Linked DNA regions of Mus musculus: region 2 is linked to region 1. A link is a contact called in ENCODE POLR2A ChIA-PET data. All regions are on one chromosome and are shown on one strand. The core of a region is the stretch at or near the end of the contact, and the rest is flanking DNA. Distances in the headings are between cores, read along the strand shown.

Region 1 (5,200 bases), core at 1,347-3,846:
GCTATCCTGGAACTCACTCTGTAGACCAGGCTGACCTCGAACTCAGAAATCCGCCTGCCTCTGCCCCCAAGTGCTGGGATTAAAGGCGTGCGCCACCACACCCGGCTGATTACTATGTTTCTTCTAATATTAAAATGTTAAGATACAGATTAAAGGCTCTGAAAGTCCTGTGACAGACTTAGATCTCTCATTACGTTAAAGTAACTCTGACCTAATTTATTCTTTCCAGGAAATAAACCAAAAAAATTGGGCTCTTTTAATCCAAATTATAAAACAACAAAAAAACAACAACAACAAAAGAATCCAAACTAAGTCCCTAATAACAGCCATCATGGTACTGTGTATTTAAGAACTCTATGTTTCCTAGGCTAGGATGCTAACTCATTCAGTAAAATGCTTGTCATGCAAGCATGATGGTTGGAGTTCAGATCCCTAAAACATGTATAGATGCCTGGTCTGGTGGTACATGCTTATTACCCAACTCTTGGAAGTCAGAGACCAGTGTGTATGCCTGAAGCTACTTTGCTAGCTAGATGAATTAAATCTGTGAACCCTGGCATTGGGCTAATACATTATCTCCAAAGATAATGTGGACAGAATCTCAAGAATCTCAAGAAATTTAGTTAGCATCAGCCTCTGGCGTCCACACACATATGCCCAAATGTACACACACACACACACACACACACACACACACACACACACACACACACTGTCTTAGCTATGTTTTTAATGCTGTCATAAGACAACATAGCCAAGGCAATTGATAGAAGGCTTTATCTGGGCTCTCAGTTCCAGAGCAACAGAGCAGGTGACCATCACGCCAGGAAGCACAGCAGGAAGAAGGCAGGCCTGGCACTGGGGCAGAGCCTGTGCGCTCACATCTTGAGACCCAGTAGGAAGCAGAGAGAGCTAACTGGAAATAGCATGGCCTTTCGAAACTTCAAAGCCCACTCTTACTGACATGTCTCCTTCAACAAGGCCATGCCTCCTAACCCTTCCCAAACAGTTCCAAAAATGGAAGAACAAAATGTAACACTCTGGACATCAACAAAACTGTCATAACAAATAAAAATAATTGTAGATGAGCAACATTATCTATGTAGTTTTAAAATGCCCTTTCTAGTTGATTAAAAATGCCCCTTCACTCATCTGTTGCCTTTAAATCCTCAGGCCACAGTGTGTTGTTTACTGTGCTGACATTAGGTGCGCTATTCCTAAGTTTACACAGCACATGTATCTCAGATACTGAGGCTGAAAATACTTTAGGCCTGGTTCATGGCAGCTGGAAGAGTAGGTGATGTTTAACCATTCCTGCTCCTGGTGACTGAAATAGCACAGAGCGATAGTCAGTCTTTGTATGCACAAAAGGTGATTGCTTGGCTAACAGAAGGAACTGTGAACTCATGTCTTTAGAAAAAGAAAAAAGTCAAATACATCTTAAATGCTACACATGGCTGAGGAATGGGTGACATGGCTGTGACTGTGCAGAGCTATGATGACGAGGGTGGTGATCAGTCTTGGGCTCCCTTCAGCCTCTCAACAGCCATCTCTTGCCTACACCTCCATGTGGGACCCAATAGCCTCATGACTATCAAATCAATCCTTTGCATCAACAGAAGGTCAAGATGGCAGCAGATAATCTCTGAGTCCAATAACAAAGAGTTCCTGGCTCTGTTCCAACCCACCCTAATGTGTCGAACAATGTATTAACCATGCTTTGATTTATAATTTTATAAAAACTTTGTGAAATTAACACCATTTTAGAACATGGAATTTGGGGCAACATGGCACTGTGTTCCTGGACAACAGCTGGTTATATTTGATTCTCTCATTATCTTTGAAAATGAATTTTAAAAACTCCTACAGATGAAGACCAAACATAACATTGTCAAGTATTACCAGCAAACCTCAGTAAACATGAGAAACCAGTGACTTGAAAGACAGTGTTTAAAATATCAAATTACAGGAGCAAAAGAAAACAGGAATGACAAGGAATAAAGAAAGCTGACAGGAGTCGGGAAAGCCCAAGAAGGGCACCAGGGTAGGTGAAATAGAAGTGGACAGAGGGAAGAAAGACTGTTTCAGGAAGCAGTAGGTGAAGCGGCCCCACGTTCCATACCAGCCTCTAGGTACAGAGACCAAGTGCCAGCCTGTCAAACCCAACCCAAAGAGATGTTCACCGAGACACAAACAGGAAGGGAGCTAAAAGCAAAGACAAGTTCAGGGACAAGCCCCAGGAGGTTCTCAGGCCCTCAGGAAGCAGTGCTAAGAGCAACCTTCCTCTTCAGTCTCTACAGCTGCCTCAAGTCCTTCTGATCTGGAGAACTAGACAGCTGAGTTTGTTTTATCTTCAGCTTCAGGAAATTTAAAGCCAAATATAAAATTTATCTAGGAAGTTAATTTAATAGTTTATATGTGTTTTTCACAATTATCCTTTAGGATATTTTCACTGCAAGCTACAAAAGATACAGGGAAAGACAGCAAGGAAGGTTAGGAGAGATGGAGGGAGGCAGGGAGGGAGCATCCAGGCACACATGCATGGGGCGAGCTGTGTCCAGGAGTCCTGGCACAGAGATGGAGGGTGAGATCATCAGAAAGCAGCCTGGTAAACACGGCCTGCTTAGTCAGTCAGTCATCTAGCCCTGTGGAGCTCTAAGCCACTCACGCTGGTCTTTCTGACAGGACCAGTCTCTGTAGTGGTCACTAACAGAGGTGTCTAAGGAGCCCTCCGTGCAGCTGCACTCAGTGTCACTCACATGTCACCTCCTGTCAGGGAACACAACCTGAGCCCTCCCTGTTCCTGACTCCAGATGGAACCTGAAGCACCAGCAAGTTAAAAAAAAAAAGCCACCACCTGAAGTACTTTCCAAAACAAAAGAAAATTAATTAAGGTGCTATGAAAAGCAGAAATTCTACACTGTCATTCTTAGAGATTATTCTAAATATAGCAGCACTTCCAAGGTTCCATATTCTAGCCAGAAGGCAGAGTTAATTAGTCAAGTATTAGGTCCCCTAGAAAAAAATGTCTATTTCTAGTTCTAGAAAGTCACATTTAACTGAGTCATGGCTGCCCAGCTGTCAGCTTTCAGACAGACTTAGGCTAAGGCTAATCACGAAATGCAGGACAACAGAGGCCCTGCTGCTCCTGACCCCACACTCAGGACCAGTGCTGGTCTCTTCCATGCTACTCGCCACCAAACCTATCCCTCCCCAGTTCTGAGAAAAAGCCTGAGAAGGCAGCAAGGCCCCGAGCTTAGAAACTCGCATAGAGACCAAAGTCCGAGAGAGGAAAGGGGACTCCGCTGACAGTCCTGTCTGCATGCAGCCAGCCATCTTCCTCACACAGGGCAGAGACTGTCTGAAGCCTGCAGGAAGTGAGGCTCTCTACAAGACATTTTAGGGGTCATGAGGGCTGCAGAAGAGAATGAGGCAGGAGGCTAATGACTTGGGGTAGACAAGGTCTCAAGAAGGATTCCTGTTTGGAGTTTACTGTCTCTCACCACAGACCATGCAGAAGAGAAGGAGTTCCGCGGGGGAGCTCTTTTGCTCTCCTGGGAGCCATATTGGAATCATTGGGAAGCAGAAGCCAGAAACATGAAGTCTTTCAATGGCAGGAATTTGCCACCAATCTCTTAAAATTTCTGGTAATTTCCTAGATAATGTGTTTCTGGACCAATCAGAGTGAAAAACAAACAGGTACTGTACTTGTGAAATAAGACCCAGGCTATTGTTAAACAGGTGTGGATAGCTCTCTTGTGAGTATTACAGCTTAGAGCCCAGGAGCACAGGGCCTGGCTGTTATTCAGTGCCCGGGTGCACACCCATGAGCGGGTCAGCTGCATCACAGACTAGCTGTAGTTTTAGGCTTTGTTTCTTAGGAGCTTCTGCTTTGACTTCTACAGTGACTTCTGCACCAGCCACTGAATGAATATCGGTTTCTTTTTCAGCACATCTTGGCCAACATTGGTTATCCTGATGGCAGTTATTCTTCCTTGGGTGAGATGGACTTCCAAAACAGTTTTTTGTTTGTTTGTTTGTTTGTTTGTTTGTTTGTTTCGAGACAGGGTTTCTCTGTGTAGCTCTGGCTGTCCTAGAACTCACTTTGTAGACCAGGCTGGCCTCAAACTCAGAAATCCGCTTGCCTCTGCCTCCCAAGTGCTGGGATCAAAGGCGTCTGCCACCACGCCCGGCTCCAAAACAGTTTTAATTAAAACTGTTTTAATGGCTGAGGGTGTTGAACACCTTTTCAAATACTAACTGGGAATTTATACTGATTCCTTTGAGATTAGTCTGTTCAGCAGATTAACCCACTTACCGATTGGACAATTTTGCTGGTGTTTATTTTTGTCCTTCTTTATATATCCTAGATATCAGTTTGCTGTCCAGACTATAGCTGGCAAAGACCCTTCTTTGTTCTATTTAGTGTGTGTCTGCACACATACACATGCCAGTAGCCATTAGAGGCTATGGCACTGGCCACTGACCTGACATGCCCCCTGTGGATCACAGGCACTGAACTCAGGATCTCAGGCTGTCCCCTCACCAGCCCTGCTTGCTTAGTTTTGGCTCTCTTCACCATTATTTCCTTTGCTTTGCAGAAGCACCCCTCTCTCTGTTTCTGTCTCTCTTTCTCTGTCTCTCTCAATTTCAATCTTTCCCTCTCTCACTCCCTTCTTTAACTTTTTTCTTTCACCTTTCTTTCTTTTCTTTTCCTTTTGTTTTCTCTTTTTTGAGAGAGGGGTTTCTGTGTACCCCTGGCTATCCTCAAACTCAGAGATCCACCTGCTTATGCCTCCCAAAGCATGCGCAACCACACTCAGCTTAAGCTTCCTAATTTCATGTAGAACCACTTGTCACCTTTTGCGAGTCCCTGTGCTGCTGGAGTCCTTCTCAGAACCTCTTTCTAAACTCTTGAGATCTCCCGTGCGGCTGTTTTGACCGCTTGAGTATTTTCAGGATGTTTTCCACCAGTATTTCAAACTTCTTATGTCAACATCTTTGATCCACTTTAAATTGATTTTTGTTTCTCTCTTCTATATATAGAAACCCCTGTTCCATTTGTTTTTTGTTTTTTTACATTAACTGTTTACTTAAAAAAAATGATCGATGCTGTCTTTTTCTCTAACACATGTCTCAGATACATATGTCAAAGACTAGGTGGCAGGAAATGGAACTGTGATTTGTCTACATTTTCTTT
Region 2 (5,200 bases), core at 962-3,461, 36 kb before region 1:
TTTATTCTTCCCACCCTGGTAATTTACAGCTAAAAGCAAAACAAAACAAAACAAAACAATCCAACCCACTACGGCTTTTGGTAAAACCTGGAAAGTCCTGGAGAGTGTTTTTACGTTTGGACCCCCCAGCCCCAGCCCCCCCCCCCCCCACCTCTTTTCCTAAGTATCAGGGGAAGTTGGTGTTGGAGTTTACATACATGCTCATGAGGACCGGGTAAGTCAGTGGCCCAAGCTTTCAAGCTTTCAGTTTTGGAAACACAACCTTTTAGTTTTGAGAACATATGAATATCACAGGCACTAGTTTTAAAATATTAAGCATACTCCAAGAATAGAGGCTACTATTGTTTAGTTAAGAAATTAATATTGGTGTTTCTGTTTTTAAGTTATGGGTCTTGCTGGAATTCCACTACAGAAGTACCACAAACACGAAATGAGTGAAGCACGGTCATGCTTTTTGGGATCACTCTACAGTATCTGAAAGTTGTACACTAGGGTCTTACTTTTTTACTCGGGGGTGGGGGTCAGGCATTTTGGGAGGGTTTTCCTCTGGATTATTTTGAGGAAAACAATGCTTGTGAACAGAATATTTGTGAGCAGAGTATCAATCCCTGCTCACTTGGGCCGGCTATTTTAGAAATAGTTTCCACTTCAAGAGTCCAAAAGCAGAACTCAAAGGAATTTGAAACCTTGTTTCAACCATGTACCAGTAAATCTTTTGTTTACTGGTTTTGTTCTGTAGCTTTCAGGTCTAGAAATGCGGGCAGTTTTGAAAGATGACCTCGAGCTCTTCCCTAAATTGACTTGAGCAGAATTCGTACTCCTTTCTTTCTCAATTTCAGCACATTTCTAGTAATAGGAAGAAATAAAACCTAATCCATACCCTACATGATTAAACACTTCATGTTCAAAGAAAAAAAGCTCAATAATGCCTATAGTAATGCTTATAATGTGAATAGTAAAAATGCCAATTACAGACTGACTGCACCCAGATGCTATGAGCAACCTCCTTTAAAAGGAAGCAACTAACACAGAAAAGCCATTCCCCACTTTTGGTAACTCCCTTAGAAAAATCAGGAGGAACTTCTAGTAGAAACAGAGTGGAAAGGCAGTTTTCTGTCTGAACGCTTAGGGAGGGAGAGACAGTTAAAAATATTCACCAAAGACACAAGTAACCTAGCAACTAACTTCGGACAAATACAGTCTATCTACACTCCTCTGTATTAATTTAAAAGAAAATGTAGGCCAATAAGGAAACATCGCTTCGAATGCCTCAAATTCAAAGCAATAGTCCAGTACTCTAAACAGCTGTATAAATTCTTGAGTCCGATACTGTCTCATTCTTAAACCCTACAGTACATGGCACTTGGCTGTGTCTCAACTAATTCTGGTCAAACTGGACACTGGTAAATCTTCCCCAGTTGTTGTTGGCGGCGTATTGAGTCAAGGGCTGGTTAAGTTTAAAAAAAAAAAAAAAAAAAAATCTGTCTAGCTCATCTGCTAAGGGAGGGCAGTACTGAATCAACTTTTGTAATCCCCAACGTGCTTGGGCCGTGATTTGTAAGTGATCAAGTCCCTGGCTAGCCTGCACTGCTTCCGCTTGTGCAGTCATCTTCTTCCCCTCGCACTAAAACAATACCTTGGCCACCAGCCAAACTTTGAGCAGCAAGCGACTCTGCTGTTTATGGCCTGGAATGGGTGCTGAAATACCCAACCAAGGACGCTCTAGGCCCTCTGGGAGGCCTAAAGGAAGAGAGGTGGCCCTGGCTTTAAAACACTCCTATCCTCCGCCCCCTCCCTTTTGTCTCAGACACCAAAACAAACGAGCTGATACACGTGTCCCTATGACTCTTGTTTACTATCAAGACTGCGTTGTGCGCGTACCTCTGGGATATGTAGTTCAGTCAGCTCCTCCCCCCCGGTAATTTCCTCAGCTAAGGAGCAAGGCTGAGACTACTAACCCACAATCCACTTCGATAGCAAAGTTTGGCTCCCGTCCCCCGTGTCTCGGCAGCAATCCAATCCAAAGCGCTTTCTGTAGTGATTGACAAGCCACCTTCTCCAGTAAACACAAGAGAAAAGTCAATACATGCCCGCCCACCGAGACGGACTACGGCACTTTCCAATGGAAAGGCGGAACCTTAGAGTGGCAGTTCTTCAGACCAATTAAAGACGAGAAAGGTGGACGAAGGCTCAGCCCCCCGGGGGCTTCAGGGGAGGGGGAAGACGAAGCTTGAAAGACTTGGTAATGGCGACGGGTTTGGTAAGTAGGAAAGTTTCGGCTGAGGAGTAAACGCGGCGGTGGGAGTCGCGGCGCGCCACAGAGAGGTGGGCAGCCGTCGGGAAACGCGCAGGCAAGCAGCTGGCGACGCTGTCGCGACAGACGGCCTGCGTCCTGACTCTGTGTGGTCGCGGGGTTTCTGAGGGGTGGGGGGTGGGCAAGGGAGGGGCTGGAGCTTCGGGGCCGGGCAGCGGCCGCGAGAGCGGAGACCCTTGGGACTCTGGGCACTGGATCCCCTGCGCGGAACCCGCCGTCCGGGCCTCCCGGGAGCTCTCCGAGCCTGGACGGCCGCGGCTCCCAGGACTCGGGGTGGTGGGGGTGGCGGAGCTCGGGGCTCGGTGGCGCTCGCGGTGGGGGCCGGCGGGGAAGGGGCCGGGGCAGGGGAGGGGCCTGGCGCTCCGGAGGGCTCCGGAAAGTTTGCCTCGCCACTCCCCGCTGCGGGGGCCGAGGGCGGACGCCGGCCGCGAGCTCCAGCGGGCCGGGGGCTCCGGGGAGGCGAAGCTGCCTCCGGGGCCCGGGCCGGGCGGGGGAGCTCGCGGAGCCGTCGGGCCCGGGGCTCATTGTTACGCAGTTCGAATGAATGGGCTCCGAGGCGCCTGCGCGGTGCGCGGTGGGGCTGCGCTAAGGGGGAAAAACAAGCCTGGCGTCCAGGCTGCGGTCACATGATGGGGGGGAGGGGAGGAAGCGATGAATGGCGAAAGAGGTGGGGGTGGACTTGGCCGGCTCCGGGAGGCGCTGCTCGGCCTGACCCGGCGACTAGGCCCGCGGGCGAGGCCCGGCTCCTCCCTCTGCAGGCCGATTTAAACAAAACAAAAAGGAGTTGGGGCGCAGCCGGCTTCCCGAGCCTCGCTTTCGCGTGCTCCCGGCGCTGAGCGCTCCGGAGTTCACTCCCTGGGACTTCTCAGCCGGCGAAGGCACTGACAGCTGGGCGGGACACGGTTCCTGGCACTTTGTACCTGCTGGGGGGGACTCAGTTGGGCTTAAGGGAGCTTTATTCTCTAGGGAGAGGGGCGGGGGTTTAGGATGGGTTACAGTCGAAGAATGATTTTAGCAATTATAAATACTTAAGTAGTTACAGCGGTGATTTGGAGCCGTAATTTTGTGTTTTGGTTCCGGTGTTTCACCTCTCCCTTTAACCCCAGCTTTGTCGAACCAAGAGTATTGGGGGAAGTGGAGTTACATTGAAAAAAGAAAACTTAAGACAAGTTTTCGAGATACCTTAGGCTTTTGAACATTACTTCAACTCGACTAGTAAATTTCAGAACCTTTTTAAATTTTTTTCTATTATAGCTCCCAGTTTAGTTTTATAAACCTATTTATCTTTTCTTCCTGGGAAAGCCCTTCCTTTGTTAACTTCCCTGACTTAAATACAAGGATGCCCTCTCAGTGTTTTTTTTTTTTTTTGTCATACATTTCTCAAGTGAACTTGAAAGGCAGTTTGTTCCGCTCTTAATATACCGTCAGATTATCACTATTGTATTTTATCTTTAGACTCTGGGCCTGAAGGTTCTTTGTGTGCACCACAATCTGGTCTGTGTATCGGCTGGAAATAAAGATGTCAGTACTCTCTTACAAGTTCTCCTGTTATTCCCCAACTGCTAATAAAACAACGGCAGATGGTTTCTGTGTTTTAAATTTCACATGTGTACAAGAAGGGGAAAACAAATCTCATAATTCAGAAAATTTGAATCATTTCAATTGTTACTACCCAAAGTCAGTAATAATTCCGTGTACTTTCATATTTTGTTCTGCATTTACTTTACTCCTGGTCATACTTTATATTACATTTTCATTATGGAAGTTAGAATTTTTTAAACCCATACCTGGTCTGTAACCCCAGCACTTGGGAGGTATAAGCAGAAAAATGGGTCATGACCTTGGACACATACTGAGTTCCAGACCAGCCAGGGCTACTTGAAAAAAAGAGTGAAATTTAAAATTTAACCTTATTAGAGCATTTTTTTTTTTTTACTTTTTTTGGTTACTTCAGTGTGTGTGTGTGTGTGTGTGTGTGTGTGTGTGTGTGAGAGAGAGAGAGAGAGAGAGAGAGAGAGAAGACAGATGGCATAGTCTTCATTGAACTACCTGTCCTGAAGAGTCTGATGTCTAATCCAGGCTGGCCTTGAATTCCTGTCAGTCTTCCATCCTTAGCAATCCTTGAAAATAAAAAGCTATTAACGCTGCTATAGAAATGCTGCCTTGCTTGTTTGGTGATCTGTAACTCACTGTATAGACAGGCTGGACTAGAACTCACAGTGATCTTCCTGCCTCTGCCTCCTGAGTGCTAAGCCCACCAGGTCTGAACAAAAAAAAGAAGAGGCTGTTTTACAGGTTGTCGTAATATGAAAATGTCCAGGATTGTAATTAAGTTTAGGAGAGTATTTTCTGTCATATAAACATTTCATTTAAACATTGATTTATTTTTTTATTTTATGCGTGTGAAGGTTTTGTCGTCTTGTCTGTCTCTGTAGTACATGGCCTGCAGTACCCAAGGAGGCCAGAAGAGGTAGTGGGAGCTACCATCTGAAACTGAAGTTTACAGACCATAGTTAGCTGATGTGGGTGGGTGCTGGGAATTGAACCCACGGCCCCTGAAAAAGGAATCAACTAGCCCTTAAATCTTCAAAATGACTTGCCTTAAATATTACTTGAATTGGTTCATGGACGGTTACAGTCTGTATTAGTGTTTCATGTTGACTGAACATGAAAATAATTTTCTTAGATGTGATTTGTAATGTTCAGCAAAGGAGGATGTGAAATGTATTTTTTATACCTGTAACAATTTTGAGGAGTAAATAGGTTTCAGTTTATTGACAAATAAGGAAATAGGTATCAGTGGTTAGACTGTTCAAAGCACAAAGGCGGTATTAAGCAGTAAGTGTAAGCTATAGCAGTGTAGTTTACCAAACCCACAGTGTGGCT

What was found. ChIA-PET counts read pairs that join two places held with the same protein, here RNA polymerase II (POLR2A).
Region 2: POLR2A ChIA-PET joins it to region 1 with 11 read pairs in Patski. The contact joins the promoter of Hbp1 here to the enhancer-like site in region 1. POLR2A ChIA-PET finds 5 or more read pairs at or near these places in 4 of 5 experiments (Patski and embryonic stem cell).

What each region holds. Positions count from the first base shown.
Region 1 is chr12:31,911,227-31,916,426 of GRCm38, reverse strand. All of the region lies in intron 19 of Cog5 (component of oligomeric golgi complex 5), which reads right to left. Among named protein-coding and RNA genes, the nearest start is that of Hbp1, 36 kb to the left of the region's middle. Within about 2 kb of position 2,596, at least 3 of the 3 ENCODE cell types and tissues checked have a DNase peak (open chromatin) inside an H3K27ac peak, as active enhancers do.
Region 2 is chr12:31,947,256-31,952,455 of GRCm38, reverse strand. Hbp1 (high mobility group box transcription factor 1) reads left to right here and starts at 2,211. Exons shown (of 11, transcript NM_153198.3): 1 at 2,211-2,260. The coding sequence starts at 2,246.